4 separate regions of the Mus musculus genome follow, and regions 1, 2 and 4 are each linked to region 3. The links are chromatin loops, found by intact Hi-C in ENCODE. Cell type or tissue: heart. All regions are shown on one strand. Region 1 holds the start of Gm10832 (a long non-coding RNA gene). Region 2 holds the start of Zc3h7a (zinc finger CCCH type containing 7 A). Region 3 has its middle 40 kb from the start of Rmi2. Region 4 overlaps Txndc11 (thioredoxin domain containing 11).

What was found. Hi-C counts contacts between places; a loop is a spot of excess contacts. Peaks named below come from ENCODE experiments on the same cell type or tissue, not always from the same donor. Only the 100,000 strongest peaks of a DNase experiment are listed, where the experiment ranks them.
Region 1: a loop joins it to region 3, with 6 times the contacts of the local background. A loop is called at or near these places in 35 of 42 quality-filtered maps.
Region 2: a loop joins it to region 3, with 6 times the contacts of the local background. A loop is called at or near these places in 17 of 42 quality-filtered maps.
Region 4: a loop joins it to region 3, with 7 times the contacts of the local background. A loop is called at or near these places in 26 of 42 quality-filtered maps.

Annotation. Positions count from the first base shown.
Region 1 is chr16:11,031,588-11,039,587 of GRCm38, reverse strand. Gm10832 (a long non-coding RNA gene) reads right to left here and starts at 7,756. Exons shown (of 3, transcript XR_003951970.1): 1 at 7,711-7,756; 2 at 3,483-3,751; 3 at 1,516-3,391. It also overlaps the pseudogene Gm3919. In heart, CTCF peaks have their summits at 951 (motif pointing left) and 3,328 (motif pointing left); DNase peaks (open chromatin) are centred at 3,317 and 4,937.
Region 2 is chr16:11,172,531-11,180,530 of GRCm38, reverse strand. It overlaps Zc3h7a (zinc finger CCCH type containing 7 A), which reads left to right and starts at 4,190. Exons shown (of 23, transcript NM_145931.3): 1 at 4,190-4,311. It overlaps 4930509G22Rik (RIKEN cDNA 4930509G22 gene), which reads right to left and starts at 2,355. Exons shown (of 4, transcript NR_151506.1): 1 at 1,019-2,355; 2 at 760-896; 3 at 203-398. In heart, a CTCF peak has its summit at 5,785 (motif pointing right); DNase peaks (open chromatin) are centred at 4,090, 4,820 and 5,650; H3K4me3 peaks cover 2,661 bases; H3K27ac peaks cover 2,493 bases.
Region 3 is chr16:10,870,589-10,878,588 of GRCm38, reverse strand. No RefSeq gene overlaps it. Among named protein-coding and RNA genes, the nearest start is that of Rmi2, 40 kb to the right of the region's middle. In heart, no CTCF peak of the experiment used is centred here; a DNase peak (open chromatin) is centred at 4,768; H3K27ac peaks cover 1,294 bases; H3K27me3 peaks cover 1,872 bases.
Region 4 is chr16:11,105,652-11,113,651 of GRCm38, reverse strand. The region is part of intron 4 of Txndc11 (thioredoxin domain containing 11); the gene reads left to right. Among named protein-coding and RNA genes, the nearest start is that of Txndc11, 25 kb to the left of the region's middle. In heart, a CTCF peak has its summit at 4,211 (motif pointing right); no DNase peak of the experiment used is centred here.

The DNA.
Region 1 (8,000 bases), 160 kb before region 3:
TCAAGAAGGCCTGAGCTTGGCAGGGCTGTGAGAGCCGTGGGGAGAGCACAGACCCCTGTGCTGGCTCGATTTCCATCTCCTTCCCTCTTGTTCTGAGCAGTGGTCATCAAGGACCTGGCGCATAGATGTGCTCAGGGGTTATGGGGAGAGATATAAGAGAGGGGAAGTGACGGATGTGTAGGAGGCTACATGGTACTCTCCCAGGTCTGGAATGTAGCTCAAAGATAGAGAGCACTTGTCTAGAATGCATAAGGCCAAGATTTCATCCCAGTACCATAAAATATGAATAAAGACCTAGTTATGAGCACTTGTTCCTCTTCCAGAAAAACATGGTTCAGGTCCTGCCTGCCAACTAACAATTGGAATTCCAGTTCCAAAGGCTCTGACACCCTCTTCTGACCTCAGGCACTGCAAGTATGTGGTGCACAGACACACATATAGCCAAAAACACCCACACACATCAAATAAAAAGTGTGGTGATGTTAAACAGGGTGGATGCAGTGGTGCGTGCCTTCAATCCCAGCACTCAGGAGGCAAAGGCAGGACGATCTCTGTGAGTTTGAGGCTAGCCTGATCTACATAGTGAGTTCCAGGACAACCAGAGCTACATTTTGAAACTCTGTCTCAAAATAAAGCAAAACAAACAAACAAAACAACAACAAAAATTGTAGTGATACAATATGATTTAATGTCTCTTACATTCTAAGTCATGGGAACTTTCCTAGACCTCAAAGCCAGAGTTTTCAATACACCTGAGACCACTTAAGACAGCTGTCCTACTGCATACTCAGCCTGTTTGCTTAACCTGCCTTCAAGAGAACAATGTAACAGCGAACATCACTTGCCTTGGATTTCCCATTTAACTGACTGCTCTTTCAAAGGTCCTGAGTTCAATTCCCAGCAACCACATGGTGGCTCACAAACATATGTAATGGGATCTGATGCCCTCTTCTGGTGTGTCTGAAGACAGCGACAGTGTACTCACATGCATAAAATAAATCTTAAAAAAAAAAATCTGTTCTTCCTGAACTCAGAGTAATGTTCTAATAATCATTTGCCAAAAGGAGCAAAAAGAGGTCAAAAGTGACGTTATAAAATGAACATCTATTGTAAATGCTGAACTCACATACAGCTAGCGCCTGACAAACAGACGCTTGTAACACTGTTCGCTATCTGGGGCAGATGCAGTCAGTGACTTGATCCCTTGTAAAATTCTGCTTGAGGTTTCTGTAAAGTCTCCCTCACGCCTTCCCCATGTGATGCTTTCTGTGTTGTGCAGTAAGAACATAGCAAAGCCCTTTGTTAGGGACAGACGCACAGGGACACAGTCACACGGCAGCCTTCAGGCAGGCACAGATTCAGACTCATACAACAGACAGACAAGAGGACAGAAGACACAGGGAGACTGAAATGGGAAGTTCTCATCTAAGCTCACTCTTGGTTCAGTGACCCCCAAGGCGAGGGCTTTGGTTTCTTTCCTTAATTTGATATTAATACATTATTGGTGACTCAGAATTAATCACTAATGTTTTTAATCCACACAAAAACATAAGCAAGTAGTGTTAAATTTTTAAACTGAAAGGAAGGAAGGAAGAAAGAAAGAAGAAAGAAAGAAAGAAAGAAAGAAAGAACCCACATAAAATCAGACATGAATAATGGCCCCTGAGAACTTCCAAGTCCTCCATCCAGTGCTCAGGGTGCGTCAAAAAGGACTTCAGGTGTTGTTAAGGAGCCAGGGAATCTACCATAGTCACAGAGATACTCCCATAAGGCAAGAATTGGGAAGGCGCCAATAGCAGGAGTTACAGAAGAGACCTAATGAAGGAGCCTTGAGCCAAGGGAGGCTGAAGCCTCAGGAAGCCGGAAGAGCCTCCCAAAGGCTTTTATCCACAAGCAAATCACTGTGGATTTCTGCCTCTCAAGGACTACAAATGATGCAAACCCCAGAGTGTGGTCAATTGTTAGTGCAGCTTCAGGAAGTTAACACAGTGGGAGAGTGGCTGCCTGTGATTTCTTTCCATCCCTGAGTGTGTAGGCTTAAGTGGTAGGGAAGTTGGTTAAGTGAGGTGGTATTGTAACTAGGTGTGGGGCTGAGTGTGTGAGTGTGTGTGTGTGTGTGTGTGTGTGTAGCATAATGTGCCCGAGGATGGACAGTTGGGTAGACCGTCCCTCCCATAGTGCTCTAGAACTATGAGGACGCTGACTGAAGGGCTCAAGAGGTCCAGTTGCGGTACATGCCTTTAGCACAGTGCCCAAATTCAAGCGAAACACGAAAGTTTCCTTAACAGAAACTGCCAAGGCTTGTAACTGAAGCAGAACCTGATAGAACAACTTTGGAAATGTGTGGGTGCCTACAAGCACCTCTTTCTTCATCTTCTCTGTGGCTAACATGAGGAAGAGCAAGCTGAGGGACATGGGAATGCCTGGAAGCACAGCAAACACAAGGTGATGATGGTGGCCTTGGGTCGAAGCCATCAGACAACCTACATCAGGTCAGCAGGGAGTTGAGAGGTGAAGCTGGGCTCCTTTTTACCACCCGCAGGAAGAAGGCGGTGAATGAGTGGTTCACACAGAGCTGGGAACAAGGCAACTTTAACTGCGCTGGATCCAGGGCCCCTGAAGCAGCTCCCTCATTCCACGGAGCCACAGCTGAGGCAGCTGGGGCTGCCCACTGCCCTCAAGAAAGGTGTGGAGACCCTGCTGTCTGACTATTAAGTACGCAAAGTAGGTGATGTGCTGACCACAAAGCAGGCCCATGTCCTGAAGCTGTTTGGGAATGAGATGGCTGAATTCAAAGTGACCATCAAATTCACGTGGGATGCCAGGTCGGGAAGATTCCAGCGGGGAACCGGGAGGATGACCTGCCCAAGGTCGCACGTGAGTCTGAGGGAGAGTCTGAAGAAGAGGGTGACAGCTGACTCTGAGAGCCAGAACTAAGGCCTTCCAGCAAGTCCTCCACTGGGCTCCAGTGCTGCTGTCACCTCTCTGGAGGGAGCAGCTTTTTATTTTGCTATGGATAACAACAAGGGAGGGTGTTGGGTAATGATTCTGTTTCTTTATAGAATAAAAGTCTGTCCACAAGGTGCTCCCTGTAGACAGCAGGGGGAAGAAGAGTTCTGGGTGCAGGTCTAACTCTGGTTCTCAGTCACCCATGTGACCTCAGGAAGCCGCTGTCTGTCTTTGAGTCTTCGTTTATTCCTCTGTCAACCACAAAAGTTGGACCTAGAGCCTCCATCCCTGCCGTCCGGTAGCAGGCGTGAGTGCTTGATGTCTGGGTGAGGCTGTGCCCCTCAAGGAGCTGAGCACTTCCAGGGTGGCTGAGCGCCCTCTAGAGGAAGACTCTGGAGTGGCCGAGAATCTCTTCCTCATGGGAGGGATGAGGGATGGTCCCCTGGAAGAGATCGAATGCGTCTCAGGAAATACTGAAGGAGGAGGGTCCCTCCAACACAGTGCAGGCCCAGAACCCCCGGGTAAGACCTTACTTGGAAATTGGGCCTTGCCAATGGGATCAAATAGAAATGGAAGATCCTGGATCAAGCTTCCCACCAGTGTCTGTGGTCCTCCGACCCGGGGAGAAGGCCACGTGATGACATAGGCAGAGACTGGGGTGATGGCATCAGGGAGCCCAAATCTGTGACTCATGATCCTCCTGCCTCAGCTCCCTGCTGAGATCAGGGATGTTCCTCGGTCTGTTCAAGAGGAGTTTCGATGGCTGCTGCTGTGATTCTCTTTGGACTCTCATTAGTGACCTCTGAGAGAAAAGTGTAAATGATTTAGGATTTGGAAATCCTGGCTGCACTGGGAAGAGGACCGACCAAGTGAGTATTGAGGGATTTTCTGGTTTCGCACTGGGAAATTTCAGGGGATTTTTTTTTTAATGGGGGGTTTTCTGAGCTGGGCACTCGAGGTGGAGACCTGCTTTCTCAGAGGTTTTAAACCTCTATCAAAACGAAAAAGGAAAAGGGAGGAGGAGGATGGAGAGTCAGCAAGATGGCAGGTGAGGATGCTTGCAGCTCAGCCTGAGGACTGATTTCCCACGAGAGAACCAAGTCGTCCTTTGTCCACCGCTCTCCACATTTGCAGTACCTTGCACACGTGCATACACATGACAAGTGGGAGCGGGAGTGACGCAGGACACACAAACGCATATTGGGCATGGTGGCTCATGCCTGTAATCTCCAACACTCGGGAATATGAGAAAAGATAGTAGCTGAAGGCTCACAGCCAACCTGAACAACAGAGTCTGTCTCAAAAAAGAGGAAAGAAAGAAAGAAAGAAAGAAAGAAAGAAAGAAAGAAAGAAAGAAAGGAAGGAAGGAAGAAAGGAAGAAAGACAGACAGACAAGACTAGGTGATAGACACTTTAGGCCCAGCACACGGGAATCGGAACAAAGAGAATCTCAGTGACTTCAAGACCAACCTGGTCTACACATCGAGTTCCAGGCTAGCCAGAGCTACAAAGTAAGACCTCATCCTAAAAGAACAAAACGAAACAAAACAAGACAAACAAACGAGGGCTGGAGATACGACCCAACAGTAAGAGCACTTACTGCCCAAATGGGTTCTTAGCACCCACGGTCAGCTCAGAGACCCCTGTAATTCAAATCCTACGGGATCTGGGATCTTCTTCTGATCCTTTCAGTTACAGGAAACATACACAGTACATGGACATACTTGCAAGCAAACAAGAATATAAATAAAATAAAAAGGAATAAATATTTTCTAAAAAAAACCACAGAAGTTATGCATATTACAGATAAGCCTTGGTCTGGGTTTTGAGCAGCTTCACAGCACACTTGAGGCCCCCTTCTTAGTAAGTGGAGGGGCTAAGACTGGAATCCAACTTGACGGATACCCAGAGCCCAGCTCTAAATCCCAAAGGCTGACCTCCATAGATCAGCCAAGCTGCCCTTCCCCAAACCGCCTGTAGGGAAATCAGAGAGCACCAGGCGTTTCCTGGCCAGCAGGGGGTGCCGCAGTCTTAGGCAATAGGAGAACCCTGGGTAACCAGGACAGGAGTCTAAAGGGAAAAAACAAAAAACAAAAAACAAAAACAAAAACTAGAATCAGCCCAATCCCCATTTTACAGAGGAGGAGTCTTGGTCCTAGAGAGAAGAGGAGAAAGGGCCACTCTGGGGTGACTCAGTATCTCTGACCTTCCTCAGCTGTCAGCATTCCTGTTGGGGAACCTGAGTTTTTTCAGCTTGTGGAAACAAGGAGAGGACAAGGGAGGTGACAAAGATTGGCCAAGGTCCAAATACACCTTGTGGGCTTCTTCTTCTATTGGTACTGCAGGTGTTGAACAGAGGACAAGATGACATCATCCTACAGCACCTGAGAAGTTATTTCTCTGCTGGGGAAACAAGCCAGCCAGTTCAAGCTGAATTAGAGTACATACGAAGGCAGGTTTATTGGAAAACCACTCTTGGTCGAGTTCTCTGGTCCGAAGGAATGAAGCCAGGGAAGTTGCCATGGAGAGGGAGACAGAGGGAAGGAGACAGAGGGAGAGAGAAAGAGCATGGGCAGCAGAGAGAGAAAATGCAGAGATGGGGAGAGAAGGGAGTGACCATACAGGGAGGAGCCTCTGGGGGGAGAGAAGCCCAGCCACTGGGCTGGAAAGTTTAGGGTAGAGGGCGGGTATACTAGGTCAGGACTGCGGGGAGAACCTGGAGGCTGGATCAGTCTTGGTATGCAAAATATACACCTCAGTCCCTTATCCTGGCCTGAAACCCAAGAGCACCTGTCTTCCAGGCTAAGGCAGCCATTTGTTGGCTCTTTTGTAGACAGGGTCGGTCTCACTATGTAGCTCTGGCTGTCCTGGAACTAGCTATGTAGACCAGGCTGTTCTTGAGCTCACAGAGACCCTCCTGCCTCTGCTTCCAAGGGCTTGTGGCTTGTGCCACCACACCTAGCTCAGACTAAGGCATCTTGAAGCCTATTTTGGACCTTTTGCAATTTAGGCTCAGGCTCTTTCTCTGTCTCTCTGTCTCTGTCTCTGTCTCTCTCTCTCTCTCTCTCTGTGTGTGTGTGTGTGTGTGTGTGTGTGTGTGCATGCACATGTGTATATGTGGAGACCTGAGGTTGGCATTAAATATCTCTTTAATCTCTCCCGCAGCCCACTCATCCCCCGCATTCCTACACTGAGAATGGGCAGAGGCAGGAGAGTAAACCAGAAGCTTATAGGCCAGTTAGCCTGGAGTAAGGTGCACTGCGGCAGAAACAAGGGACCATGCCTTTACAAGTTCCAGGAGGGGGTTAAGAGAGTGCTGCTCTTGCAGAGGGCCTGAGTTCTGATCCTAGCACCCATTCTGGGTTGCTGCAGCCACCTGAAATGCCAGCATCAAGGGATTTGACACCCTCTTCTAAAATCTGCAGGCACTGACACTCACATGGACAAAAATGGGCAAAGACTCTCTCTCTCTCTCTCTCTCTCTCTGTCTCTCTCTCTCTCTGTCTCTCTCCTCTCCTCTCCTCTCCTCTCCTCTCCTCTCCTTTCCTCTCCTCTCCTCTCCTCTCCCCTTCCCCCAACACATGCTAAAAAAAATCTTTAAAAACAAAGATTACGTGGGAGCATTTCCCAAAAATTGTTTTCCTTTGACTCTCACACACGAACCTATATTCACACATACACTTGCACAAAATAAATACATAAAAATAAATATTCAAAACATAAGTTCATTCAATAAATGTAATGTGTTAGGGATACTCTGCAAAGACTGAAGCATTCTGAATCAAGGGTGGATCTTAATTAGAATTGGCGTTAGGCCTGGGCCGATGGCCCCAGCAACCACATGAAAACCTGGCAGGTGGCATAAGTCTGCATTCCCTCTGCTGGCGGCAGAGACAGGCTGATCACAGAGACTCAGTGGCTAATCCATAAATCTTCAGTCTGAGGGAAATCCTGACATAGTCAACAAGGTAGAGATCAAGAAGAAGACATTTGAAATTAAAGTCAACCTCTGTACACACAGGTGAGTATAGCTGCAAAGGTACCTACAGAGACACATGTGTCTCTCACATGCTCTCATGTACACACAGACATGCATACACACATAAACATATACATACACACACTTACATAAACATACACACATACACATGAGGCTCACAGACACATGCACACACACATGTAAGCACATAAGACACTCACACACACATCCATGCACACACACACACACACACACACACACACACACACACAAATGCTCAGACACACACATGCACACAGGAACACATGCACACATACACACATATACATACATATATATATACACACACAGCAGACACCTGAATGCCTGTACACACACACACACACACACACACACACACAGAGAGAGAGAGAGAGAGAGAGAGAGAGAGAGAGAGAGAGAGAGAGAGAGAGAGAACAGTTGGATAAAGTGTTGCCTGTAGTTTTGGGATACCCACCTTTGCTCCAGGAATGGAGGACAAGCTACCAGCCCCTGCCTGGCTTTCCTTAAATCCTCAGATAAAAACCACCCACACAGTTGTTCATTTTCAACTTGTCTTCTTGGCACAGTTGCTGGGCGCTCTACCTCCCACCTGGAAAATTCGCCCTTATTATTACTCTTAGCTCCACTCCTCCCACCTGCCCTAACCTTAGTCAGGTCAGTTTAATCTAGTCCCTGCTAGACATCTCTGACCACCTCCCTATAGGAGCGGCCACAGCCCACCGCTCCTCCCAAGACCTCACATGGTTGGCTGGTTCTTCTCTCTCCAAGGCATGGCGAACTCCTCTTCTCCTTCCTTGTGTTTCCTGCCTTCCCCCCAGGAACCTGGAAGTCCTGCCTGTACCTTCCACCCAGCAACTGGCCCACGGCTTTCTTTACTGACAAATCAAGAACCAATTTGGGCAACAGGACCTTAACATCAGACCTACCTCTACAGTGGAGATGCCACCCATTACCCTCTCTAGCCATAAACACCAATGCAGATACTTTGGTGGCAAAACACAGAGACCTGCAGAGCCTGAGAAGACCAAGG
Region 2 (8,000 bases), 300 kb before region 3:
AAACAAAGTTACAGAGTCTTTGGCAATGCCTGTTAGGGGCTGTCATGTTTTAGCAAGGGGCTAAAGGGACCTTCTGTCTACACCAGAGAGTAGCTCTGGCAAGAAATCTCAGTTGTCCAAATCCATATGATGGCACTGACTGAAAGCACAGCAGGAGAAGTGAAGTTGCTTTTCTCCAGAGTTGGGAGGGAGAGGGGCTCACCTTCAGTGTCCAATCAGAGGTCTTGTTGAATTTGCATGGATATCATTTTCAACTGTTTTGGCCCCATGACTGCCAGATGCTGGTCTTTGTACAGGGACATAGACTGCTGGAAATCCTTCACCCGACCAGCAGGAGTGAAAAGTCTCTTGGGGCCAAACCAAGATAATCAGTCAACCCCTTGAGAGCAAAACCAGACCTGAAACCAGACAAACCAAAAGCAAAACAGAATCAGAAGGTGGTCTAATGGAGGACACACAAGTGAACAAGACAGACAGACACATAGACATACAGACAGACAGGCAGGGAGGGATTCCACTTTACCTCCAATGTACGGTGTCTGTGTCCCATGACGAAAACCACAAACAAAAACAAGACAGCAACAGAGAAAAAAGACACCAGTATATCCAAGCACACTCATTCTCTCCTGGACTTGTACAACCAGCCAAACACTACTTGATGGGGGTCAGATTCCACATCGACTCCCTTTCTGGCAGAAAAAGCACCTTATTTTTCTCACTCTGCCAGATGACAGTCAGACCTTTCTGACTGTCCCTCACCCTGGGCACTTCCTCCAGGGTCACCCTTGGAACGTCTTCCAGAGTTGCAGCCTGTGGGGCCTTAGAACGTCTTCCTCCTGCAGCCACTAGGTCCTCACGGTCCAAAGTGGCAGCTGCCAGAATACAGAATACCAGAACTGAAAAACCAAGACACAAGGTGGGACTCAAACCCACAATCTCAGAACTGAAAAACCAAGACACAAATTCAGCGGTGCCACACTTAACAGACAACATAGAAGACTCACACAAACAAACGTACCTCCAAGGGGTCTTTCAGGGTTCCTGGGTGTCACGCAGATCTCGCTGGGGCCTCCAAATGATAGAACTTAGTGGGGAAACCCACACTCTGTTCCCGATTCGGTTCATGTGTATGCATATGTAAATGAAAGAGCTCTAAGGGGAAAGGTATCCTGGCAGTAAGGAGCCAAGAAATACCACAAAGTCACACTGTACAAGAAACCTCACATGGGAAAAACAGAAGAGGGTGACAGCCCTTGCTCTAGTGAGACCCAGCACAGGACTGAGCAGGAGGCAGGCTGTATATAGGGTTTCTAGTGGGACCCAGCACAGGACTGAGCAGGAGGCAGGCTGTATATAGGGTTTCTTGGGGGGAGTGGGTGAAGACTTACGAGGTGGTGTCAGATTGGTGGGATTTTGTGACCTGATCTTGGGGCAAGCTGAGGGATTGGTGGGATTGTATGGCTTGATGTTGGGCTTTTTTTTTCCCTTGCAGGGTGGCGTTTGGCTGCTTGTGTCTTGAAAGACAGAAACTTGAAAAGGCAGGTAAGCCTGTTCGAGTAGTCTTGGGGGTATCTTGGCACCTCTCCAGCTTCATGGGGCTTGTATGCCTACACACACACACATGCACATTAATAAAAATAAATTTTGGGGCTGGAGAGATTGCTCAGAGGTTAAGAGCAATGGGTGCTCTTCTAGGGGAACCTGGTTCAATTCTCAGCACCCACAAGTAGCTGCAACTCCAGTTCTAAGAGATCTGACGCCCTGTGGTCTGACACATAAATACAGATATATATGTAGATAAAACACCAATGCACATAAAAGTTTTTAAAAAATATTTAAAAAATAAAAATAAGCTTTAAAAGGTCTGTGGCTATAGCTCAGTGGCAGGGAGCTTGTCTAGCACATGCAAGGCTTTCTATCCCATCACCTGTTTGGGGGCATATAATTACTGGATAAACTGATGAATCAAATATAAAATCTGTCCCATTGACTCCTGAATATTCTCCCCTGTCCTTTGTGTAAATTGACCCTATTTCTAATGAACTGACTAATGGTTAGCTTGCATTTAGTTTCAGGTATAAATTGATGTTAAGGCAAGTCAGCATGTGGACAGTTTATGTTGTTTTGATACTGGGTCTCACTCCATTGCCCTGGCTAGAACTCTACATAGACCAGGCTGGCCTCAATCTCATAGAGATCATAAAACACTGTGTGTTCCGGGCCTCTGTAAGGTACCAGAGGATGGAAAACAGAATAAAGACTGGGATAGTGATGAACTTTTAATGCCAGCCCTTGGGAGGCAGGAGCCTAAAACAGTTCTTCAGCAAATGCACCTATCCGGTACAGCACCCAGGTAAGAGGCCGGGGACTTCCCCACTAGTATAGAAGACAAAGAAGCAGAGACCCTTACAACACACAGTATTCTTCAAGGCTAGAGAAGGTTCATCCATGCTCAGCCCTTCTTTTCCTTTGCTCCCTACAGTACATATAATGATGGGTTCCCAGATATATCTACTCTCTATCACCAGCAACTTGTGATTATTGCTACCTTGCCTGGAAAATCACTGGGAATCTCCAGGTGGGATCCAGGACCTCCTTGTTTCAAATGCAATCACCAGGGCCCTTTGAGGGACAACTGAAAGCAAAGACCCAGAGAAGGTGTGGCAAGGAGACCTCATTTAGAGGAAAATACTGGCTCTGGAGATGACAGGCATGACCTACGAGTCCAGGAGGCCTCTAGGAGCTAAAAAGAGGCAAGAGCTCAACACTAGTTTCCAGAAGGGACAAGCCTCGTCAGCACCTGGACATCACCAGTGAAACACCTGCTGCAGACTCTGGTCCTTTAGAACTCTTAAGTTTATGTTGTTTCAAGGCAACAAAAATGTAGGCCATTGGTACAGGAACAACAGGAAGTCCATACATTCTCATCAAGTTTCACTTTGTACTGGCCCAGTACTGACGACTTCCTGAGCTTACAGTAGCACTCTGGGTCCAGACAGAGTGCATCTCAGTGTCTTCCTTCTAATGTAAACTTTTCCCTCTGTCCCCAGTGGTCCTGGACCTGGGTATTTCTTGCTTCATAGCCAAAGAAGACCTGGAACTCCTATCCCCCCCCCCCCACCCCCATGTACTGCTATGACAAGGGTACCCCACCATATCCAGTTTATTTGGTGCTGGAAATCAAACTCAAGGCTAGGCAAGCACTTTGACAACTAAGTTACATCCTCAACCCCTTTCACTTTTCTGCTTGTCCTTTCTATATATCCGCCCAACGGCATGAAGAAACTTTCTAAAACTGCAAATTAGACCTTGTAATTTCCATCTCAGACACTGAATTCCAAATTTCATGCAGTGGCTCATCCTCTTTGAGCTTTCTACACACACACTTTGTCTTCCCTGTCCCTCAGCAACTTAGGCTCAGGATCTTTCCCACTGCCTGGAAGCACTCTCCCTTCTACTGCCCTGACTTGGAGCACTTTTCACATCTCCAGTCGCAGGGACTCAGCCTTACATTGTTCTGTCTGGGGTAATGTACACCTGACCACTGAAACACCGGTGAATACAGCGACATATAAGTTGAGATGAAGGCCAGGGAGAACAAGAGCTTGTGTTGGCTCTGAGATCCGTCCCTACATTCATTTGCAAAAATACCGCATTTTGTTTTCAAGATGATAAAAACAGTGACTGCGAGTAGGATAGGGAATTGAGGACAAGTTCCGAAGTGACGCTCCGGCGTCCGAATGAGTTTAGGTCACCTCCCTGTTCAACGCGGGTCCCTATGCCTGTCATTCATTTGAAAGGACACGACTGTATGGCTGTTTTCAGGGTGACGGTAACAGTATCGGAATGCAAAGCAGGACGCTCAGGATAAGTTACTGCAGAGAACAGATTCCGAAGGAAGTGACACCCTGGTGCCCAGATGAATCTAGGTCTCCTTCCAGTCCTACTTTGGTATCCAAGCGGTGTGGGAGAGGGCGATGATGCTGGGCTCAAGAGCTTGCGGTCTCTCACCCCCTTCCGTGTGGCCGCCCAGGGTTCCGCCTATCGCCGCCGCTTCCGCAGCCCCGAGGCCCCGACGTGGCGCCTCCAACCCCGGGCTGACACTGGCAACGCAGCCAATGGTAGCGTTTGCGGGGCGGCGCGCGAGGCCTCCCGCCGCCAGAGGGCGCCGCCCCGAGCGTCGCGGGCTGGCAGCTGCGGTGGGTCGCCCAGGGAAGCTGCGAGACTGTGAGAGCTCTTGAGCCGGTGAACGCACATCCCGCTGTCGCCTCCGCACTCCGCGCCCCTCGGCTCCTGGGTGCCGCCCCGCAGGTGAGGGAAGGGGACGCGCGGGCGTCGCGGGCAGGGTCGCGCTCTTCCAATCGCGTGCGTGCGCCGCGTCGCTTCGTGAGCACGCGCGGCCGTTAACGGACTTCAGGCGGGGGAGGGGCGCGGACCCCCGAACCGGCTGCACGGGCTCCTCGGGAGTCGTAATCCGGGCACGCGCGGCGGCCCCTGCCACCTGGACTGCCTGGCCGACATCCACGCACTAGCTTTTGGTGGTTTAGCATTTCGTTATTCCTGGGTGCTGGGTGATCGCGGGGCGTCCGTGTTAGTAAGTGTCTCGGTTTGGGGACGCTCGCGACGCCAGCTGAGTGCGCGCTCGCCGGTGTCGGGTTCGCCCCTTGCGGGTGTTATGCGCGGCCCACCCCGCGTATGGGTGGCGACTGGCTTCCGGTGTTCGGCCGGGGTTCGGAGACTGTACGAGGGTTCTCGGTTTTCCTTTCCCCACCCTTAAAGAATGGAGACCTGTCAGTTCCCATTAGCGGGAATTTCCGGTTAGGGGTAGTCAGCGCAGGGGTGTGGTCAGGTTGGAAGGTCCTAGCTGGGCCCAAGGGGTGGTGCCTGCGCTCTGACTGGGTGAATTTATTCCGGGGTTGGGCGTTTTTTGGGTCCCCAGATGTTAAGGGATCAAAGAGGGTCATAGTGTTAGGTATTTAAGACCAAGAGGGTCTGGTGTAGACCTGCGCTGTCCGATGGTAATGTGGCCACTGGTAAAGTGGGGTGGTCGAGCACTGGAATGTGGCAAGAATTGAGATTCACTTTTGGTTTCAATTTGTTTGTTTGTTTGTATGTTTGTTTCGAGACAGAATTTCTCTGTTTAGCCTTGGCTGCCCTGGAACTTACTTTGTAGACCAGGCTGGACTTGAGCTTAGAGATCTGCTTTCCCCTACCTCCCGAATGCTGTGATTTAAAAGCCGTGCCACCACCGCCCCACTCCGGTTTCAGTTTTAAAGTCTGATTTGAAAGATTTCGTTTGGGAGGAAGAAAAAGAACGAAAAAGATCTCCTTGGTAAACTCCTATGCTTAAATCAGCCAGTGTTTAGCAAGCAGTGTGTTATATACTTGAGGTGATACCTGTTGTGGCTACGTTAGAATTAAAACAATCTGTCCAGTTTCTTTTTACTATTTTAGTATGGCCACTTCGTAATTTAAAATGGCACGTACCGCCGGTATCGTATTTCGATTGGACAATGCTCTACTGGACTGGGGGAGGGGCTGGGCGCTCTTGCCATCTGCTCTTTTCCTGCTTCTTTTGGAAGTAGCTGCTTTTCATGGAGGTCTTGAAGGAATCCAAGGCTCTCTTCACCTCCGTTGAAATGATGAGCAGAGCTGCACTGTGTGTGCGTGAGTGTATGTGTGGGTGTGGACTTGGTGTTGGTGTGGTGTTCTTCATCTTTGGACTAAATCAAGTGCATGGACAGTTTTCTCTATTGAAAAATTTCCCCTTTCTGCTCTGTTAGACCAGCAGGGTGCGCTACAGATGTGAATAAGGTTGAGTTATTGAGGTTGAAAATGTCAGTATTTGGAGTGGGGTATTATGCAAAGAACAGGTTGATCAGTGTCCTCAAGATGTACCAAAACACCCCTTCCCAGCTGTGTTCCTGTGACTTTTGGTTGGGGGTTATATTCTATATGCCTACAGGCTCTTGTCTTGTGGTTCCAAGATCTATTAGTAACAATGTTCATTTGCCAGCTGTAAGGTTTTACAGTTGTCAATATTGACTGATTTTTGAAACTGATTTGGGTGTATTCAATCCATTTGTAAATGACTGGTTGATAGTCAACTATAGAAATAGTTTGAGTAGCTAGTTAAGAAGGAGATAGAAATCAAAAACATCTTTAGACAGAATACCTCGGGAGGAAAGTTGCTTTCTAGATAATACCTTTGTGTGCTTTGTCTCAGCAAACCCACATTTTCTCCATGATCTTCAAGTGAAATGTGTTTACAGTGCCGGGTGTCAGCTGCGTGCTGTGGCCTCGGCCACTTAGAGTGAAATGGCAGGGTGCCTTGGAGCCCTGGAGTTCCCCAGCCTGGGCAGCGGTGAGGTCTCACCTCAAACAGCAAACAACAAAACAATTGGAACAAACTTCTGAGATATATAAAAATGAAGAAAAAGTGATTGGTGAGCGCTAGTTCTCCCTCCCTTCCTACACACACACACTCACACACACACACTCTTTTTGTTTTTTTGTTTTTTTTGTTTGTTTGTTTTGTTTTTGAAACACACAAACTAGGGTCATCAGGCTCGGCAGTAACGACTTAACCTGTCTTGCAACTCTGTCATAGCTTTCTCAGTGACTTCATTGATGTTAAAAAAAAAATGGGGTTGCTTAACTTTGCCAGGTTTTGCCCCAACAAGAAGTTTTGCAAGTTTGCCTTTTAATTTTACAAGTTTAGCAATGTGTTGTCTAGTTAATTTCATAACATTATGGAAGATAAGAGAGGATGTGAATTTGGAGCCAGGGGTTGCTCGAGCATGCATGGTGAGAAGGCAAGAAGTGTCAGCCTTGAGCAGGAGGGCCTCCTGAGGATCGGAGCACAAATTATCTCAGTGAAATCTTTTCTTTTGAAGAATCCCAGGTTTATAGCTGAGATGCACAGTGAGTTGCTTTGTCTGGCTGGAGGCTGCTTCCCTTATAGAATCCAGAATCTCTTGGTTGCTTCAAAGTTCCTGCTTGGGGGGTGGGGGGTGGAAGGGGGGATTTAGCTCAAACCAGGAGTTACCTTTCTGGTGCTGTTTGTTGTAGTCCTTTGCACTTTATGAACAAGACCAATGTTGTCACCAAACTGATGCTCCGGAAACTCCAGTTTCCAGGAAAGGGAGCTATCTCAAGAAGAAAGAAGCTGACTCAAGGAAGAGAGAAGCTGTTTCAGGAAGAGAGAAGCTGTTTAGCAGGGTTTGTCTACCTGGATTGCAGCGGGCAGGGTGTGGCATTTTGCCCTCTTGCCCAGGTCTGGATAAGTGAAGAGTCAGCTAATGTGCACTGTTGCAAGATGGGTTCTCAAAATGTTACTTGAACCACTTGGCTTTATTTTGTTGGGTTTTTGTTTTGTTTTGAGGCTGGGTTTCTTATGGTTTCTTATATGTAGCCCTAGTTGTCCTGGAATTTATAGATCAGGCTGGCTTCCAAATCACAGAAATCTACCTGCCCCTGCCTCTTGAGTGCTGAGACTAAAGGTGTGTGCGCCACCATCATCTGACTTGGTGGTTGTTTTAAATCAGGAAGTCTGAGGAGAGAATTGCAATTAAAAATTTTACTTGAAACTAGGGACACTTGGGCAGGGAAATGACTCAGTGGGTAAAGGTGCTTGCTGTGCAAACCTGAAGACTCAAGTTCGCCCTCCAGAACCCACATAAAGGTGGAAGGAGAGAACTGACACCATCCAGTTGTTGTTTGACTGTGTGTGTGCCATGGCACACGGGCTCACATACATAGCACATACAAAGAATGAAGCCTTAGGAACACTTTTTTAAAAAGCAAAAATACAGGCAGAGGCAGGTGGATTTCTGAGTTCGAGGCCAGCCTGGTCTACAGAGTGAGTTCCAGGACAGCCAGGGCTATACAGAGAAACCCTGTCTCGAAAAACCAAAAAAAAAAAAACCAAAAAAAAAAAAAAAGCAAAAATGCAATAATACTGGACCACATTTTCTTACATTCTTTAAAAATATCTCTTA
Region 3 (8,000 bases):
AGGGATGGATACAATGGGAGCTGGCATTCTTACCTCATAGGAAACAGTTCAGAGGCGCACTGCATGTCTGCAGAGCTCATGGGCTCTCTACCCTCTGCTGCTCACAATCTGCCCCACTCCCTGCTCATGCTTAGCATTGTGGTTCTGAAGATGCAGGAAACACTGATCCACACACAGTTCCTTTTTCTTTCTGGGTGTGTCTCTCCTTCCCCACCCCAAGCAGTGCGTGGCTGGGTTCCACACCAGCCACCCCATTCTCTTCCAGCTCAGCACACTTCCCACGGAGCTGGCCCTGAGGACTGTGATCCAGAAAGCACAAAGCACCCACATCCTGTACCAGGTGGTACTGTGGCATGGCAGGGAGGTGGCCCTCAATGGGAGCCTCTCTGAGTCGCTCTCAGAGCCCTTGAGGACCATCCGTCTTCAGGGTGAGTAGCTGACGGGCAAGAGTGGGGTTGGGGTGCTCTGCCGGCTGTGAGTGAGTATCTGCTAGTCCTTGTGTCCAGGGAATCCTCAGGACATAAGATGGTCCAAGACTCAGCCATCAGAGGAGACAGGCAGAGATAAGCAAAATCACAGAGAGGATGGGGCTGCAACCCAGTTGATAGAATTGTTTACCTAGAATGTTCGATCCTCAGCACCTTAAAAAAAGTAGTGAGGGTTTGAGGAAAGATGTCCGCAATCCCAGCCCCTATGAAGTAGAGGCCAGAAGGTCAGGTCAAGGTCATCCTCAGCTACATGAAACCCTGTCTCAAGTAAACTGAAATTAACAACAAAAGGAAACTGGGGCTCATGAGTTGGTTCTGTGGAGGAAGGTTGCCTTTAAGTGGTATCATAACCGAACAAACGTGTGGCTTCCAAGTTTTATAAAATAGGTGAGGTGGCCACCCACCTGAGTAGCTTTTGTTATCAGTTGAGTCCCCCAAACCAGTCTCCTGCTATGACCTAAACCCACAGCCATAATCTTACATGAAGTCACTGCCACCTGTAAGCCGCCTGCGGCCACACTAACTGGGTTCCTGAGTGGGAGGCAGGAGCTGTATGGGAGAGAACGACGAGAGAAATAATGGAGGCCAAGATGCGTTTCTGTTCAAGGCCCCCAAGTTTACTAAGAGTCTGTGCTTATAAAGGGGGAGGCCCATCCCCCGCCAATCCATTCTTGGTGCCTGTTGCCAGCCTGTAGGTGATCTGCTGGATGCTGTCTCAGGAATATCTCAAGGGCCTCTCAGCAGGTAACAGTGTCTTGGAGAAGAGCAGCAACAGATGACAGAAGAATAGAGCCATCTAAGTAGGAAGGCTCCACTCCAGGTGGTCTCATACTCAGTGGCAGCAAGGTCAAAGCCAGCCTACTCAAGGCTGGGGTAGGCTACAGCCACCCTCTCCACCATGTCCCCCACAGCAGAGCTTACCCACCAGCTGTCTCTGTCCCTGCCACAATGCTTCAGCCTCTGCCTGTTCTTGGGATACTCGAGAGACAGCCACCAGGGTGACCTGGCTGTGACTTGGGACAATAAAGATTAGTTAGGCAGTGGGGCTGGAAGGAGACCCTGCTCAGCGAGCCTGACTGGGGGTCGGCAGCTGCACTAGATGCCCAAAGGTGGGGTCAGGGGACCTTGGTTCCAGTCCCATGTGACGAGTACAGCTGATGTGGTCCTGTGTCACAAATCTATCCCACTCTCAATCCTGCTATGGCTATTGCCATCGCTGTTTTCAGAGCCTGACATTGAAGGACAGAGAGGTGCTGTCACTGCTCTGGAGTAACAGAGCCAGCAGCACCAGTCCTTAGCCACTCTCCCAGGCATGCTCCTGTTTCTCCTGTCCTCCCTGAGCCTCCTGAAGGCTCCCTCCCTGGGGGACTGGTGGAGGGGGGGCATGTGGGGAAAGAGGGCTGAGAACTGGCTCTCACATGCCCACCCCTCCCTCCTCCCCACTTCTGTCCATTCTTTTCACCTCTCCAGGTGGGGCAGAGGTAGATCTTGCAGCCTCACTAGGAACAGAACTTCACTCTAGGAGACAGGGAGGCTGCAGACATCTGGCTTGGGCCCTGGACAAGGTAGGAAGGCCCTGTTCAGCAGACACAGCATGACCTCAAGGGTCCTCTACTCGGTGCCCGGTTGGAGCCCTGTGCTTGCACCATGCTTGCATATCTGTGGGTTTTCAAAGGAGAAAATAGTCCTTAAGAGTCTCTGGGCTCATCTGTATGATAATCTGCATATGTAGCCACCCCAGGGAGGGTTGAGCAGAACAGTCGGCCTCCCCACCCACTGTGCATCCTCAAACTGTGCGGCTTCTCTGAGCCTCCTCTTGCCACCCTCAAGTGCAAGCAAATGGACACAGCTTTTAAAAATCGGGAGTGATAGGCACGGTGGAGCACGTGTACAGGGGCTGGATGGGAAGGACCCGAAAGCGTGAGCAAGGACAGCAGTGCAAAGGCCCTGTGCCAGGGCTAAGCTGCGGAGCTTCCTCAGTCAGAAGAGGCTGGAAGGTGGGTGGGGGAGGACACCTGGGACCAGAAGGGACAGCTGACATCCTGTCATCAAGGAGTGGGAGCTTTCTCAGTATCCCAGTAGGGACACCTACCTACAAAGAGGAGCAGAAGTCTCTAGCCTCCATTTTCTTACAGGGGAAGATGAAGGCAGGCAAAGTCTTGCCAGCTTCTCCCCTCTGAGGTGATGACAGCCTCTCCTCTGCTCATCCCTCATACAGGTTCAGCCATCCTGGGACTCTGAAGATCGCCTGGGCTGGAAAGTCCTCTATGCACCGTGTGGCCTGGGATGGCTGCCTAGCTGCCTAGGTCAGGTAGGTACTGGCTCACTGGTGAGCTCTTGCCTGGGATCCTTTGCGCCCAGCAGGCTTTTGTTTAACTTCCGGTTCTTGTCAGCTTCAAGGAACCTGGAGCCTGGCCCCACCGCAGGCCTGTGGGGCCCTGACTCAGACCCTGGGCATATTTAGTGAGCAGTTTGATCTCTGCTGGGGCCGATACCAACTACAGCAGAATGGGACCTATGAGGTGACACCCAGGGAGTCAGGCTCAAGGCAGGTCCCTAGGGGGTAAAGCCCCCTAGGGAAGTACCAAGCTGAAGGCCGTGTAGATCTGGGTTCAAGTGCTGGCTATGCCATGGGTCCTAGGCCACTCATTCCACAGGGTGCTTCGTCTGAAATGGGTATGATAGTCATGTGACCCACCGGGAAGTAGGTCAACACTCAGGTTAGAGGAGCTGATGCCACTAGGGACCTGCTAGACATTGGGCGGGAGGTGGGGGAGGGCTCACCTTTCCAGAAAGGGCAGGGCTCAGAACCTCCCACTTAACCAGGGTTTCTGGGGGGGGGGGGGACTAAGCGCCGATCATCAGAGTGCAAGACAAAAGCCAGACAGCACTGAAATGGGGACAGCTGTCTCTGAGAGCACACTACCTTCAGTCCTCTGCACCCCACCCCTTCTGAGACCCTGAACTGGAGTTGCAGGTCCTTGGCCTCTGTGTGATTGACAATCACTTGTGGAGGCTGTGGTCACCCTGTTGGATGTGATAAACGCCCATGTCACTACCCACCATTCCAGAAGGACAAGGTCCACACAGAGGTCACACTTAAGCACATCCTCTCGGCCCCGTGCCCAGCCCAGCTTCCTGTGCCCAGCTGGGCTAGTAGAGGCTGACTACGTGCACAAGTTACACCACATTTTCCACCTGGGGCTTTGCAACTTGCCCAGGGTGAGTCTGGTGAGAAGGATGGGGTGCAGGAGAACTGGGGGCCCTGAGGAGGCAGAGCTGGGACAGGCAGAGCTGTCATGGTGGTTCTCTGCCTACCATCTGCATGGCACCTCAGTGAGAGAAGGAAGATGTATGTAGGGGTGGTCATGGTGTTTTGGAAGATGTGACAGGAATGTGTCACGAAGGGTGTCACCACAGCCACTGCTGAGGCACATGAGACCCTTAACTGCCACTACCCTGGGCTTGTTGTCTGAGTCCCCGCCATTCCCGGGTTCCTTTCCTGTCCTTCCACCTACCCACCCATCCACACACACCTTCCTCCCTTCCCACCCCACACTCCTGCAACCATCTACCCCCCACCCATTCACCTACCCACCTCTTCATTCCTCCCTCGAAGGGGCCACAGACTCTTCTGTCAGGGCCAGGCAAAGTATTTAAAATTTAGCAAGCCATCACGTCTCTTGTTAGTCTTGTTCACTCCACTGTACCATGAAAGCAGTGTCTCTGGGTTGAGGGGGAGGTAAGGCAGGTGCTGCTCTGCTGTTTGGAAGTGGAGGAAAACAGGGAAGACCTAAGTAGTAAGATTAGGACCTGGGGGATGCTGGGAAGTATGGGAACAGGGCACCTGCAGATAGTACATGAGCAAGCACCTGCACAGGGCGTGCATCCCTGTTTAAGAAGCTTTGGTGGACAAGGGTTGTGGGTGGGGCAATAGAGCCTGCCACCCCCACAGCCTGCTACAGCAATTCAGGTGGGAGGGATCACAGCCGGGGCCAGGGGCCAGTGGGAACCAAACCATTTCCCCATGTGTCTCCCGACCTCTGGAACCTCTGCTGTCTTTCCTTAGGGCCTCTCATTCTCTGGGGAGCACTGTGTGGACCAGGGTGCACTCCTGCTGCGTTCTCAATATCAGCTGGGTCTTGCTCCAGAGCCCGACCAGGGTCTGTGTTTTAGCCTAACCATACACCAACCACAGTCGACCTAATGCACCCGACTTCTCTGGGCAGCTGGAGGTACATGCCCAATTTCTCTGGTTTCCATGCCAGAAGCCCCACTGACTGGGCAACCGTGCCACCTAGTGGTCATTTGTGGAACTTCATGCATACAACCTGGTGGTCCAGGACTTCCTTTCTGGGAAGACTTACTGTCCAGGCCCACTGAGTGGCTCCTCTATCACTCCATGGTTCTGCTCTTCCTATAACCAAGAGATGGCTTCTATTTTGCTCAAATATGATGAGGTTTGTGTACCACTCGGGGCTCTCTAGAGGAACAAAACCGATAGAATGGATAATACATAGAGAAGGGGGATTTATTAGAGTGGCTTATAGGCTGTGGTTCTGCTAGTCCAACAATGGTTGTCTAGGAATGGAAGATCCAAAACTTCAGTAGCTGCTCAGTTCACAAGGCTGGATGTCTCATCTGGTCTTCAGGATACACCAGAATCTCTAATGCCAGCGAGAGTGAGGGCAAGAAGGCAGAGTGAGAGCTTCCGTGTGCTAATACCGACTGCCCCAGAAGGCATGGCTCAGATGAAGGAGGGATTTTCCCTCCTCAAGAAGATTTGGATTAACATGGATCTTCCTGGCCAAGCTTGGTAACGAAAGCCCTCTAGGCAGAGGCAGGCTTGTCTACATAATCAAGTCCAAGACAGCCAGGGCTACACAGAGAGAAACACACACACACACACACACACACACGACCTTTAAAAACCAACCAACCACCTCACAGGTGCACCCAGCCAACCAGTTGGGTTTTAGTTCCAGATGTAGTCAAGTTGACAATCAGGCCAGGGCCATTTCTATTTAATATGCTGTCTCTGTGCCTGCCACGTCTTAACCTGCAAGCAGGCTCTGCCTTAGCATCTCTAAACAGAAGCTCGATACAACTTCCTGGAATCAGAGACAGAAAGGCCTGAGGCCACACACCCTGGCAGGTACCCAGGATGCCATACCATGGCCTGTAGGTTCTTGTTCTCTGGTCATAACTAGCTGAAGCTGAATTGAAGGCAGGATCTTCAGGCCACTGCCACTGCTAGTTTCAAGTGGCTACTGATTGGCCTTGGCTGTGGTGCTGCCCCACAGTCCTTGCCCCAGGCCCCAGTCTTTGCTGCCCCTAGCAATGCAGCACTTCACACTCACGTTCTACTCTAACCCACTGTGGCCTCCTCTTTCCTTGACCACCTCTGGAAAGACATCAGAGTCTGACGGTTGCAGTTCAACTCCTAGGACTCCAGAGAACCTTTGATTTCTGCCGAGCTTTGAGAGCCGCTGGTCCATGTCATTTTATAGCTACAAGCGGAGGCATAGTCAAGGTCGCCCAGCTTGTCAGCTGCAGGATCTAGCCTAGAATACAGGGCCCTTGGACAGGGCAGCTGTGGCTCCCTTCTCCAAAATCCTCCACCAGTCACTTCGTCTTCTTCAATGGTCCTCATTCCCTGGGACCCTTGAAGCATTTGACACTGATCCAGTTCATGCAACAACCATTTGTCCTGTTTTTCCTCCCTCAAGGCGGGAGTGCTTACAAGGATTTGGGTAAACTCAATGACCACATGTGACCCGCACAGGCCCATTGAACTTACTATGGTCTTTGCAGTGATTTCCATGGAACTTAGGAGACCCAGGCTGCAGGAGAAACACTTGGGCCCTGGGAACTGTCTAAGGAAAGATGCCTGGGGTCCCCACACCAATGGCATCTGCCTGAGGACTGAGCAGAGCCTTGAGTTCTAAGCTTTCTGGGCAGTGTGTTGCTGGGAACTCATCTACAATGTGGGCTTTGCTATGCTTTGCTGTACATGTGGGATTCTGAGCCATGTGGCAGGGGTAGAGGGCAGGGAGCTAGTGCTCCCTGGAGGAATGGGCATTTTCCTATCCCTTCTCTATGATTCAGCCTTAGTCCTTCCTCACCCTGGGGCAGGCAGATGCCAGAGACCAGAGCAGCACCAGCAGTCAGGCCCACTCAGGTCTCTATTATCTGGTTCATAGCTCCAACGCCCTAGGGCTCAGCAGCTCAGCTTGCTGGGTCACATCTCTGCCTCAGCTTCCAGAAGCCTGGTCCAGCTGGAAGGAAATATGGAGAAGGAGAAACGAAGACTGTTGATGTCCCAGGCCCTGCGCTGTCTTCAGGCTTCTGCTGCCCATAGGAAAGGTAAGTTCAAGGTGACAGTCCCCAAGTCAGCTGTCCAAAGGAGAACAGGGGATCCCTATTCCTATCCTGTTGAGAGCTTAGAAGCACAGAATCACCCCAAATTTGGGGTAAATTTCCTGTCGACACCTGTACTGACTTTGCTAGGTCAGGTGATGCTGCAGGGGGGTTGGGGGAGTAGGGGTTTGGGGTTGGGGGAGGGAATCTGGCTGGGCCTCCCATCCCAGAGGTGGGTGTGAAGTGGGGGCTTCAACTATTCCAGGAGACAGGACTACTAAGGTAGTACAACTCAAGGCTCTTAAACCCTAATATCTTAAGGTTTTGTGTAGGGCACTGGTGTAGGCAGACAGAGACGGCATGGATGCAACCTTGGTCCCTTCCTGGCTCCAGGGGGCAGAGAAGAGAGTGTGACACTACGGGTGTGTGCCCACAGGAGAGCCATGGAGGTGGAGGCCCTGCTCTTGTGCAGCAGTCCGCCCAGCCACTGAGGCGCCTGACCCTTCAGGCAGCTAACCAGAGCCTCCTCCTAGTTGTACAAGGTTGTCAAGGGGCCCTGCTGAGCCATCTGGAGTTAAGCTGTTGGCCAAGAGCCCAGAGCCCTTGAGTGAACAATGCCCAGAACACCAGAGTGGACCCCTCAGGACAGCCCACACATCCTCCAGAGGACTTTTTCTCTATCTCTCACCTGTCCCTCTATCCTGCAGTCTAGAATGACAGCAATCAGCTCCCAGGTGCAGGCCCAGCTGGAAAAGAAGCTCCGCCACCAAGAAGACTATGTGAGAGGCATTCAGAACCTGGTGGGTAGCCAGGCCCTGCTAAGGGAGCATGAGGGGCTCTGGCCTGGCCTGTGGCCTGCAGCTCTCCAGCCCAGGCACCAGAGGCTGCAAAGTGCTGTCTCTGTAGTCTCCCACTGATCTTGCCTCAGTTTCCCTGCCTAGGTATAGCCAGTGGGCACTCTGGACAGTGTGACAGAGGGTCTGTTGCTACTGACTTGGGTGGGGCTAGGCGCTGTCCCGGCAGGTGACCACCCTGTGGGGCAGAGGCCAGGCCAGGCCAGGCACGTGCTGACTTGCCACCTCCTTCTCTACCTGGAGCAGCTGCAGCTGAGCTGGACCATGAGTATAGGAGAGGGCACCAGTGCAGTCCCAG
Region 4 (8,000 bases), 240 kb before region 3:
TTAAGAGATAAAAAGTGATCTGCAGAGGTCAACAGCTGCCGTCCTTCAGTCTTGCCCTATTGGCATGTTTGTAGAGTACTTTGCCCAATTTTGTCTTATTTGGGTCTTCGCTCATCTTCTAAAAGGGAAAGGAAAAGAGAAATGGGAGAGGAGCTACAAAATAACAGCACATAGCATAAAGCTTCAGCAATCTACATATGTGGCAAAGACGATCTCCTCTACTCCTGAGAAGGCGTGAGAGGCAGCTCTGTCATTTTTCAGCTTTGGTTTTGTTGTTTATTTTGAGGCAGGGTTTAAGTCTAGCCCAGACTGGCTTCAAACTTGCTGTGTAACAAAAGATGACTTTGAATTTATGGATCCTTCTGCCTCCACCTCTGTGGTTCTGGGCTTATAGGGCAGGCATCAACACACCTAATATATGTTGGGCTGGACATTATCCCAAGGCTTCCTGAACCTTAGGCAAGCACTCTGCCAACTAAATTACATCTTTACCCCTCTGCTGCATTGATTTTTTTTTTCTTTTAAAATATATTATATTTAAAACTGGGCAGTGGTGGTCAATGCCCTTATTCCCAGTACTTGGGAGGCAGAGGCAGGTGAATCTCTTTGAGTTCAAGGCTTTCGTGGTCTACCTACTGTGTTCCAGGCCACCCTGGGGTCTCAAAAAAACCAAAACAACAAAAAAAATCCATGTGTATGGTTTTGTGTGTGTGTGTGTGTGTGTGTGTGTGAGAGAGAGAGAGAGAGAGAGAGAGAGAGAGAGAGAGAGAGACAGACAGACAGACAGACAGACAGACACAGAGAAAGAGAGGGGTGAGAGGTGGTGGTGTCAGTGTCACACAGGTAGAAACTTGCAACATGCACATATGGCTGTCCAAGGCCATCTTTGGAAATGAGTCCTCTTCCTCCATCATGAATTTAAAGGATGAAACCAAGGGCGGGAGTTTTGTGGACTAAATGCTTTCTTGAGCCTGTTGTTGGCTCATTCTGCTTCATTTCTTACAGAGGGCACATGTCATAGGTAAAGGGCTTAGCTGACTTCTCTAAATATTTGGCTAGACAATCCCTCTGGTACTCTTGCCTTCAGTGGTGTTTAAAGGTTAGAAAGAGTTTTCAGAAGGTTCACATATTTCTGGTCAAGGAAGTATTATTTTGTCTCATGTTTTTGAGATGATGGTCTGTGTTGCCCAGACTGGCTCTGAAGATCCTCCTTCCTCAGCCTCTCTAATAACTAGGACCACACAAGAAAGTAGTAACTCGGAGATGTTACAAGTCCTTTTTAGTGTCCACACTTCAGTCTTCATTCTTCTTGAGTTTCATGTGTTTAGCAAATTGTATCTTATATCTTGGGTATCCTAGGTTTGGGGCTAATATCCACTTTTCAGTGAGTACATATTGTGTGAGTTCCTTTGTGAATGTGTTACCTCACTCAGGATGATGCCCTCCAGGTCCAGGGACACTATGCCCCTCCTTAGAATTGGGAACAAAACACCCATGGAAGGAGTTACAGAGACAAAATTTGGAGCTGAGATGAAAGGATGGACCATGTAGAGACTGCCATATCCAGGGATCCACCCCATAATCAGCATCCAAACGCTGACACCATTGCATACACTAGCAAGATTTTATCGAAAGGACCCAGATGTAGCTGTCTCTTGTGAGACTATGCCGGGGCCTAGCAAACACAGAAGTGGATGCTCACAGTCAGCTAATGGATGGATCACAGGGCTCCCAATGGAGGAGCTAGAGAAAGAACCCAAGGAGCTAAAGGGATCTGCAACCCTATAGGTGGAACAACATTATGAACTAACCAGTACCCCGGAGCTCTTGACTCTAGCTGCATATGTATCAAAAGATGGCCTAGTCGGCCATCACTGGAGAGGCCCATTGGACACGCAAACTTTATATGCCCCAGTACAGGGGAACGCCAGGGCCAAAAAGGGGGAGTGGGTGGGTAGGGGAGTGGGGGTGGGTGGGTATGGGGGACTTTTGGTATAGCATTGGAAATGTAAATGAGCTAAATACCTAATAAAAAATAAAATAAAAAAAAAAACAAGTCCTTTTTATTTATTGCTTCAGTGTTGCTAGTGTATCTGTACCAAAGAGAGAAAGGTGTACAAATTCTTGGTGTTTTCTCTTGCATCCTTAGTATTTGCATTTCAGTGATACCGTCTAAGTGTTGGCATGGCCCTCCTGTGTGGTTCACCAGTGTGGAACCCACTTATGTAGAGTGATGTACCTCAGTAATTTAGTCTTCTTTGAAGCAGTAAACAAATGAGTGTTAGCCAGAGGGGACTTGAATTTTAAAGACTTCTGTTGTCTTGAACATAACCTGCTTTCTCCTAGAAGCTATGAATGACATTTGTGTGTTTGTGACATCTTTGTTAGACTTTTAAAAAAAATTATGTGTATGAGTGTTTTGCCTTCATGAATATCTGTGTACCATGTACATGCAATTCTTGTGCATGCCAGAGAAGGTGTTGGTCTCACAGGGCTGGAAATATAGGTGGTTGTGAGCTACCATGTTGTAAATCAAACCTGGGTTCTCAGATTTGTCATAGTGGCAGCTTTATTGATTTGCTATGACCACTGTAGGTGTATTTGTAACATAGGTCCTCTGTACAAATCAAGAAGCCAGGTAAGCCAGGAGTGGTGGTGCATGCCTTCTGTCTCCCAAGTGCTGAGATTAAAAGGCATGCCAGGCAATATTTAGTTTCTTTATGGCACTTAAAATCCCTTTCCTTCCTTTCTCCCTCCCTCCCTCCCTCCCTCCCTCCCTCCCTCCCTCCCTTCTTCTCTTCTTCTCTTCTTCCCTTCCTCCCTTCCTCCCTTCCATCCTTCTTTTTTTTTATGACAAAGATTCAGAAGGTGTTGGCTTTTTAATTTGGCTATAATTTTATTTGTTTTTATGAAAGACAAAAGACAAGGCCATGGCTATCAGTGCATATTAAAGCAACAGTTTGCTATTTCTGGTTACTGAGTCAGGATTTATTATGCAGAATGGGAGTGACCTATGTATGATAATCACAAAACTGAGATTGTAGGATCTTAGAATTTTCTTCCTAGATATGCACTAGCATAATGCTAACTTGAACCTCATGTGTGTAGCTAGGAACTGCAGTGAACTTTCCCAGGGGCACAATAGAGGAAGATGAGAGCTTCAAGTAAGTCATGTCCATACAAGCATATTAGACTGTGCTTCTTCCAGTTCCTCCTGCTGTAGCTCAGACAGCTCTTCTTGCCGACTTGTTTATAGACAGGCAGATGTGGTCAGACAGAATGTGGGTCCTAGTTATTTTAATGGTCTTGAAGTTGATTGAAAAAGGAGTAAGACAGTAAGTAAGATGAAATTTCCACAGGTTTTATGTCTTCTAATTTTAATGGGGTTTTGTTGTTGGTTTTGTTTTGATTTTTTTTTTAAGGTATTGTCTCTTCGGTGTTGGTAGCTTCCCTATCAAATGCTTTATTTTTAAATCACATCTGATTTAAATCATCTGATTTTTACCTTGCAACCTACCTACCAAATGCCAATAAATAGTACTGTTATTTAGAACTTTTATCTTATATTTGTGCCAAAATAGTTCCTAAACCTTTTTGTGAATTTCTGTAATTTACTTAAGATGAATTATTTAGCACATATCTATTAATTTAGTCTTATGATAAACTAAGTTGTTTTAAAATTAAGCAGGATGTAAAAAGGCCTAGGAATCTTGGAGGGAGCGGGTTAAGTAGGGTGTTGATAAATTGTTAGGTGAGAGAAAACCTGAGATTTTTGCCGGAAAAACTTCAATGCCCAGCTTCTAATATCATAGTGCTTTTATTCACAAGTCTGTCTGAGTGTTGAGCAAGTATGCAGCATTTCTGTCAGTTCATAGTTTATACTGCTGTGACTAAGAAGGCTTTATTATGAGTTAAAATCAAGGCAGAATGGTTTTAAGTGCCGGTAAGTAAACGTGCATGAAGGGGGCTGGAGAGATGGCCAAGAGGGTAAAAGCACAGGCTGCTCTTCAGAGTGCTCTGGTTCCATTCTCTGTGTCCAGCTGGTGATTCTCAACTGTTGGTACCTCCAGTTCCAGGGCATCTGATCCCTTCAGGCACCAGGCATACATGTAGTTCACATGCATGCATATAGGCACTCACAGACATATATGTCAGAAAAGAAAATTGTGGAAAAAGGGGGGAAATCTTTAAAGAAACACATCAAGGTAATTGCTAATTAGGCCACTAGAGGGTGTGTGCTATCTGCCAAAATCTACTCTAGTTGAAAATGGTGCCTGCATCCCTAACAGCTGTGTTGCAGGAGGTATGAGGATTTGCTGACCTAAACAGCTACTAAGAGTCTACATCGTGGCCAGGGGTGGTGGCGCACACAAGAAGAACAAAGACCAAAGTGTGGACACTTTGCCCCTTCTTAGAATTAGGAACAAAACACCCATGGAAGGAGTTACAGAGACAAAGTTGGAGCTGAGACGAAAGGATGGACCATCTAGAGACTGCCATATCTGGGGATCCATCCCATAATCAGCCTCCAAACGCTGACACCATTGCATACACTAGCAAGCGTTTGCTGAAAGGACCCTGATATAGCTGTCTCTTGTGAGACTATGCCGGGGCCTGGCAAACACAGAAGTGGATGCTCACAGTCAGCTATTGGATGGATCACAGGGCCCCCAATGGAGGAGGTAGAGAAAGTAACCAAGGAGCTAAATGGATCTGCAACCCTATAGGTGGAACAACAATATGAGCTAACCAGTACCCCCCGGAGCTCATGTCTCTAGCTGCATATGTATCAGAAGATGGCCTAGTTGGCCATCAGTGGAAAGAGAGGCCCATTGGTCGTGCAAACTTTATCTGCCTCAGTACAGGGGAACGCCAGGGCCAAGAAGTGGGAGTGGGTGGGTGGGGGAGCGTGTGGGGGACTTTTGGGATAGCATTGGAAATGTAAATGAAATAAATACCTAATTAAAAAAAAAGAAAAAAAAAGAAATATGTGTAGCTAATTTATGTTATTTTTTAAATAATGACATAGCTTCTGTTGAAGAGACATTGCAAGTTTGGTGAACTGTAGATTTTGCTTTACCTACAGCATGACCAGAGTTGTTTCATTATTTTGAAGTATTAATATTAGGTTATGTTATCAAGCATACCAGTTCTCACAACTCAGTACAGACTGCCACAGAATTGTATCTTAGCTAGCACTTAGGATAGACTATACCTGTTACAATTTATTTTAAATTTTTTTATTTTTAGTTATGTGCATTTGGAATGGCATACACACATAAATACAGGTGCTTTCAGAGGCCAGAAGAAGGTGTTGGAGGCCCTGGAGCCTGAGTTACAGGCAGTTGTAAAGTGCCCAGCGTGGGTGCTGGGAACTGAGCTCAGTTCCACTGCAAGAACAGTGTATTCTCTTAACTGCTGAGCTGACTTTGCCATCTCACAGGTTGTGTTTTAAATAGGTAGTATTTTAGAGTTTATTCAACTTTTAATCACCTCATACAGTGTGAAGCTTCAGTTCTTCATTGCTTTGACAGTGAAGAATGAAATGATTTTTGCTGTGTTCGCCATTGTAGTGTTTGGTGAGTTTCCTTGCTCAGACTACTTACTCGACAGTTTCAATGTCAGTTCCTCTGAAGACAGAGGTTCCTTCATCCAGACAGTATGTGCTGCAGCAGTAGAACTGGGAGTGTAGACATGAGTTAGAGGGTTTGCCTACTACACACAAAAGCCCTGGCTTTGATCCCACCACTGTCAAAAACTAAAACTTGCTGCAGTGAGAATAAACTTTATACGTACATGCTTTCAAAGGGCACTGCAAATAGTCCAGGAGTTTTTCATTTTCAAAGATTTAGTGTGGAAGCTGGTAAAGACTGTTCAGTGGGTAAAGGCACTTGTCCCCAAGCCTGACAATCTGAATTTGATCTGTGCTCATATATCAGAGAGAACTGACTCCTCTCTAAGTATTGTCTTCTGACCCCAAATGTCACCACAGCATGTAGACACTCACTCATATGTAATCAATAATTGCCATTAGAAAGAAAAGATTTAGTTGAGATTTCCCTTGAATCAGAGCTTGTATTCTGCATATGTTCATTTTATACATATGTAATTGCATGCACTCATGGATATAGATAACATACCTATGTCATAATACACAACCATTTCCATGAACCTCTCTAAGGTAATGTGATGTGGGAGGAGAGATAAAATTCACATGGAACATTTACTTATTAATATTTGGAACTATTTTACTCCATTGGCTTTGGCTTAGGAGAGTGATCAGAAATTAAAGAAGTTTAAATGAGTCGTTGTAATAGTTTTTATTTTTGGACAGCATTAACAGTTCCTAGAATTTCTGAAAGGTTGTCTTATGTTCATGATAGGAAAGCTTATTCTGTTGTGGAATGGCTGGAAATCCTTAAGAAGGTAAATGTGCTCTGGTGTAACTCTATTATAGGCTGGCTTGTTTAAGGAGTTCTGAAGGAGTAGGACAAAAACAAAAACAAAAACAAACCATTAGTTGCCAGTGTTTGCTTTTGTACTGGGGCTGGTGTTGCATGGGAGAGTGTGTCCTTACCCATGTAGGAGGTGCTGGGTTCCATCTCCAGTACTGCAAATGACATGAAACAACAGCTTCCTTATTTCTTCAGTTTGAGAATAGGCTATTTGCTAGATTTTTTTCTGGATGTTAGGATTAAACATTTCATCTTAGGGTTTGGTTTTGTTTTCCAGAGGAAGACTAGTTGACTTAATTGAATCTAGAGAGTTAACCAAATAGTTTAGCTTGAAAAGAAGAATCTTCAGTATAGACCAGAAACGTCCTCTTTCGTGCAGCATACTATTGGGAGGGATGTTGGGGGACCCGGTGGATTTTCTGTTGTCTGAAACAGTTTCCTGCAAGCCAGGCTGGCCTCAAACTCATACATAATAACTTGGAACTGGGGCTGGAGAGATGGCTCAGAGGCTAAGAGCACTGACTGCTCTTCCAGAGGTTCTGAGTTCAATTCCTAGCAACCACATGGTGGCTCACTGACCCATGCTACCATCTCGCCAGTAAAACGCACGCAGGCCACTCGGATCCTTCTGCAGTACAGCTTTAATACATCTCGAGAGATAGATGATCAGCTTCAGGAGAGGAGACCCAGAGAGCAGAAACCCTTCCCTTTTATAGGCTGCGAAAAAAACGGTTGGAGATGTGCACCACTGGGATTGGCTGCCCACTATCAGTCAGTTAACGCCACGAGAAAGGCAGGGCTCGGGTAATGGAACGATACCCTGACGCCTGCGCACATTTTACTACGAGCAAGGGATGTCAGCGCCATCTTGTAACAGCGACTGTGAGGGCGGCTACTCACATCTCCCCCTTTTCTTTTATTTTAGAAGCAACAGGCCACCCAGTACTGAGAGTGGAGATAGAGGTCAAATCCCCAGTGTGCAAGCATAGGGGCCTTACACAAAACCTCCTCCCAGGCTCGTCACCCGGAGGGGTTTTGGTCCGCTCCCGTGTCGTTTTTCCTGGGGGAAGGACACTTGGACACTCAACCTTCGTCAGCGCCATCTAGGCGACTGTGAGGGTGGCTCCTCACAGCTCACAACCATCTGTAATGAGATCCAATACCCTCTTCTGGTGTGTCTGAAGATTGACAATGTACTCATTCATATACATAAAATAAATAAATCTTTTTTTAAAACGGCAATGTGGAACTCTTTATCTCTTGTTTTTACCACCATGCTGGGCCTTTTCTTTGCTTATTAATTTTATTTTTACTCTTTTTTATTTTTTTGTGAGAAGGTCTCACTGTGTAACCCTGGCTGGTCTTCAAACTCACTATGTAGAACAGGCTGGCATACTGTCTGCCTTCTGAAGGCTGGAATTATGGGCTTGAGCCACCATGACTGGTTATCATTGGTTTTAAATATTATCAACATATGAAATTTCTGTGTCAAATTTTTGAATCCATTTTTCCCTAAGTATCTGTCTTTCTAGTTACCTATAAGAG